Linked DNA regions of Mus musculus: region 1 is linked to region 2. The links are chromatin loops, found by intact Hi-C in ENCODE. Cell type or tissue: heart. All regions are shown on one strand.

What was found. Hi-C counts contacts between places; a loop is a spot of excess contacts. Peaks named below come from ENCODE experiments on the same cell type or tissue, not always from the same donor. Only the 100,000 strongest peaks of a DNase experiment are listed, where the experiment ranks them.
Region 1: it touches region 2 in a loop (1.9-fold over the local background); 2 of 42 quality-filtered maps call a loop at or near these places.

Annotation. Positions count from the first base shown.
Region 1 is chr2:91,443,142-91,445,641 of GRCm38, reverse strand. It overlaps 1110051M20Rik (RIKEN cDNA 1110051M20 gene), which reads left to right and starts at 928. Exons shown (of 9, transcript NM_175123.5): 1 at 928-1,073. The coding sequence starts at 1,028. In heart, no CTCF peak of the experiment used is centred here; a DNase peak (open chromatin) is centred at 951; H3K4me3 peaks cover 950 bases; H3K27ac peaks cover 502 bases.
Region 2 is chr2:91,299,831-91,302,330 of GRCm38, reverse strand. The region is part of intron 4 of 1110051M20Rik (RIKEN cDNA 1110051M20 gene); the gene reads left to right. Among named protein-coding and RNA genes, the nearest start is that of Arfgap2, 36 kb to the right of the region's middle. In heart, CTCF peaks have their summits at 266 (motif pointing right) and 1,347 (motif pointing left); no DNase peak of the experiment used is centred here.

The DNA of each region.
Region 1 (2,500 bases), 140 kb before region 2:
CTTTCCTGTTCTTGCACAGAGAGAGGAGATAAGAAAATCTGGTTATTTGAAAAGAAAGGAATAGTCTTTCTTCTTCAGAAAGGATAGAGCTGAGGATATGTAATAAATGCTCTAGTTTCTGACCCATTTCCTTTGAGAAATGAAGTGACTTTGTAGGAAAAAGGAAAGGCACTTGGACAAGATGTCAAATAATAGGAAGTAGAAGCAGTCTCAAACGGCTAAAGGGAATTTGAGAGGAATGGTCATTAACTTACAGAGGACTTGATGAGTAGTTTTAAAAATTGCATTTTACCGGGTGTAGGGGCACACACCTTTAAAACATTAAAACCTCTGAGAGCTGCAGGCTCAGGCAGATCTCTTAAATTCAAGGCTATCCTGGTCTACACATCAAGTTCTAAGCCCGACTGGGCAATACAGTGAGACCCTGTCGAGATATATATTTGGGGCAGGGGATTTGTGGAGGTCAGAGGACAACTTGGAGGAGTTGGTAGGCTGTTTTCACCACATGGGGTCCCTTGGATTGCTCAGTGGCCCTTAGTAGTATCTCTATGCTAAAGACGTATCCCCGACCTCCAGAAGCTGCCAAGATACAAAGAACATTTTGTACCAACTTGAAAGAGTAAATCCTAAAAGTGATTAATAATAGATAATGAGATCTCAGTGTTAGGCGAGGCCATACATGATCATTATTGTTAGAATAAACAGAAACTATGAAATCCAGAAATTGCAGATATGAGCCACTGATAGTAATTCTTCAGCATCACAAAATACGACACATTCAGAGAATTTAATTCACAGATTCTAAAACCAAATCCCAAAAATAGGAGTTAAAGAAAATCAGACTCTAAGTGACTGCTTCCGGAACTTGTGTGATAGGCTCTACGTTGCCAGTCGGAGACTGTTTACGTGACACCCTCTCAGCCTTCTAGTTCTCCTCTGGCCGCCTGGGTGCCATGGCAACAGAGACAGGCTGTAACCTGGGTTCCGGAAGAAGAAAGCTGGAGCGTGGAAACTACCCGGTCAAAGGATGCTGAGTCCCGAGCGCCTAGCTCTACCGGACTACGAGTATCTGGGTAGGGGCTTTTTTCAGCGTCGGGAAAAGAAAGGAGTAATGTGTTAGGGGAAGGAGTGGGTAGGAGACAGGGGCGGAGCCTGAACGGTAGCGGGTCTGGATGGGACGGGAGGACAGAAAGAAGGGGTTCTAGGGCCTGAGCCTGAATGTAGGGCCAAACCTGGATGAAAAATAACATTTATGGAGTAAAGAATGGCTGAATTATATGGACTGGCTCTCAGGCAATGAGGACTGCATTCTAAGTAACACAATTAAGAATCTGAGGCCCCAAACAAGGCTATTATTGATAGGTTTGTATTGACGCAAACTTGGCATCTGAAATGACTTCAGTCATTTTGTAAATAATAATTTTGCCTTCATAGTGCACGGTTATTTCGAGCTTTTCATTTTCATTAGGCATTCTGCACGAGGTAAGCATTTTGCATGCAGCATTATCATAGAAGGGATTGCTGTGTTTGCTACTTTACAGATGGAGACACTAAGGCTAAAGAGACAATTGCATAAGACCTCATACAGTTAGTATTAGGATCAGATTTTCCCCTTGCAGAACTTGACCTTACCCTTGAGCTAAGGCTGTGTGGTACTAAGTACTGTACTTTGCTAAGCACCCTGCAGTGAGTGTGTAACACATTTACTGTATACGTTTGTGTATACACTTATTTTTTTAAAACATTTTTTATGATATTTATTTTTTATTTATATAAGTACACTGCAGCTGTCTTCAGACACACATTAGAAGAGTGCATTGGATCCCATTACAGTTGGTTGTGAGCCACCATGTGGTTGCTAGAAATTGAACTCAGGACCTGTGGCAGAGCAGTCAGTGCTCTTAACCGCTGAGCCATCTCTCCAGACCTTGTGTATACACTTATATGCACACATACACATTTAAAAGTTCATAGCTTAAACATTTAGAGTAGTTTTAAACTTAAAGAGGACTGAGCTGATAGTAGAGTTTTTTCCCTCTGTATCTTCTATTTAGCTTCTATTATTAATTTCTTGTGTTAGTGTGGTACATTTCTTGCAACTGAATATTAGCTCAGTGTGATTACCAACAGCCTATAGTTTATATTAGGGTCCACTCTTTGTATTGTACAGTTTTCTGGACTTGGACAAATTCATATTCTCATATATCCACATTAAGATGTAAAACAATCTTTTCATGGTTAAAACTCCTCTGTGCATCCCCCATTCATTCACCCCTCTCCTTGCTCCTTTCCTTTCCATGACTGATCTTATTGACTTCTAAAGTTTTGCCCCTTTGAGAATAATGGGAATCATTCAGTGTATAAGCTCTTCAGATGGCCTCTTTCGTGTTTCAGTAGGTGTTTAGGTTCCCCCTTGTCGTTTTGTGTCTTGATACTCATTTCTTTACATGGATGAATAACATTTTATTATATGAATGTACCATACACATTTTAAAATAAA
Region 2 (2,500 bases):
TTGGTTGGTTGGTTGGTTTTTTGAGATAGGATTTCTCTGTGTAGCCCCTCCCTGTCCTAGAACTTGCTCTGTAGTCACAGCTGGCATCAAACTCATAAAAATCTGCCTGCCTCTGCCTCCCCAATGCTGGGATTAGTGTGTGCCACCACTGATCCCTGTAAATTTCTTTTTTATTGTTTATTTGTTTATTAAATTTATTTAGTGGATGGGACATCCATGCATGCCGTAGCATGCATGTAGAAGTTAAAGGGCCACTGGCAGGGTTCTCTCCTTCCACCAGGTGGCTCCCAGAGATTGAACTCAGAGCATCAGGCTTGGCAACAAGTGTCTGAGCCATTCTTCAGGCCTTGTCAAATACTCCCTCCCTTCCTCCAACTCCCCTCCCTCCCTCCCTCTCTCTTTATCTTAAAGAGTTACGTATTAGCCAGATGTAGTGTTACAGGCCTTTAATCCTCATAAGAGAATTTCTCTCAAAAACAAAACAAAACACAAAAGATTTATTTTTTATGTGTACATGTCTGTGTACCTGTGTGAGTCTGTGTGTACCATGTACCCACCAGGAGGCAAGAGGACATTAGATCCTCCGGAACTGGAGTAAGAGCCAGTTGCAAGCCACTGTGGGTCCTGGGAAACAAGCCTAGGTCTTCTGCAAGAGCAGAAAGTGCTGGCAACCACTGAGCCACCTCTCCAGCCCCATCAAATGTTTCTTGAGTGCAGATTCATGCAAAGAGCTACTCTGGACACTGAGGCTATAGTTACTAATACAATGGGTTCCTGTCCTCACAGGACAATGTTGAATTTTGAAGTGTACCCCTGAGTACTTGCACTTGTGTATCGCCTGATTTCTTCCACTCCAGAATAGCTCTGTCTTCACTTCCCATTCTGTTAGTTAGATAGTTAGTTAGTTAGCTAGTTAGTTTATATTTTTATAGAATTGTGGGTATGGATGTTTTGTGTACCACTTATGTGCCTACTGCCCACAGAGGAGAAGAGGGTGTCAGATCCTGTAGAACTATAGCCCATGATGTGAATACTGGGAATTGAACCTAGGTCCTCTGAAAGAACAGCCAGTACTCTTGAGCACTGAGCCATCTCTCTAGCCCCCTTCCCTTCCCATTCTTGATAGTATGTGGTAGATTTCTGAGACCGAGACAAAGATTTGTATTTGCCCACGCCCATTCCCCCAGATCCTTCTAAACAATCTGATTTGTGTAAAGATTATAAATAATAGGATGCTCTAAAACCACAGGTCCTGGTCTAGAGACATTATTCAGAAGCTCAGATCCCAGAGCCCAAGGGGCAAGCCAGCATCCTACAAACACTCCCAGGGAGCCATGGCCCCCTTGTGGTCCTCATGTATGCACAAATACATGCACTGCACACACATGCACTAGATATCCCATGCATGTGTGCTGAATGAGTTAATACATGAATAAATAGATACATGAATATTCCTTGTATGGCATTTTATACACACACCCACAAACAAGATTCTTATTTTAAAAGTTTAAAAACAGGCCCAGTGATGGTGGCTTGTCATGCTTTTAGTTCCATAACTCAGGAGGCAGGAGGTAGAAGCAGGTGGATCTCTGTGGATTTGAAGCCAGCCTGGGCTACAAAGCAAGTTCCAGACAGCCAGGGCTATCCTGTCTCAAAAAACATAAAATGATCTGAGGAGAAGGGGATTGGGGGGGGGGGAACTGAAAGGAGAAGAGGGAAGGGAGGCTGTGATCCAGATATAAGTAAATAAATTTTAAAAATAGAAATAAATAAAATTAGAAATAAAAAGTACAAGAAAAAGGTAAAGTAAAATTAAATTAAAAATAAAAATTTAAAAGCAGGGACTGGAGAGATGGATCAGTGGTTACGAACACTTTTTCTTTTTTCTTTTTTTTTTAAGATTTACTTATTATACATAAGTACACTGTAGCCGTCTTCAGACACACCAGAAGAGGGCATCAAATCTCATTACAGATGGTTGTGAACCACCATGTGGTTGCTGGGAATTGAACTCAAGACCTCTGGGAGAGCAGTCAGTGCTCTTAACCACTGAACCATCTCTCCAGTGCCAAGAACACTTTTTCTTATAAGAGTATTTCCCAAGCACCCACATGGTAGCTCACTGCTGTCTATAACTCCAGTTTCAGAGGATCCAATGCCCTCTTTGATCTCCATAGGCACCAGGCATGTATGTGGTACACATATATACATGCAGACAAAATATTCATAAACACTAACAATAAATCTATAAATAAATAAATAATAAAAAATTTTAGAACAAAAATGAATTCTTGTTTGTTGACATAGGGTCTCAGGTAGCCCAAGCTAGCCTGGAGTTTACTATGTAGCCCAAGGTGACCTTAAATTTCTGATCTCCAGCCTCCACCTCTCAAGTGTCAGTAACAACCAAATTTCTTCATGGCATGGCATGAATATATACTAGATAAAATTATCAATACAAAAAGGCTTCTAAAGTGCTAGTCTTCTCTGGTAAGAGGCT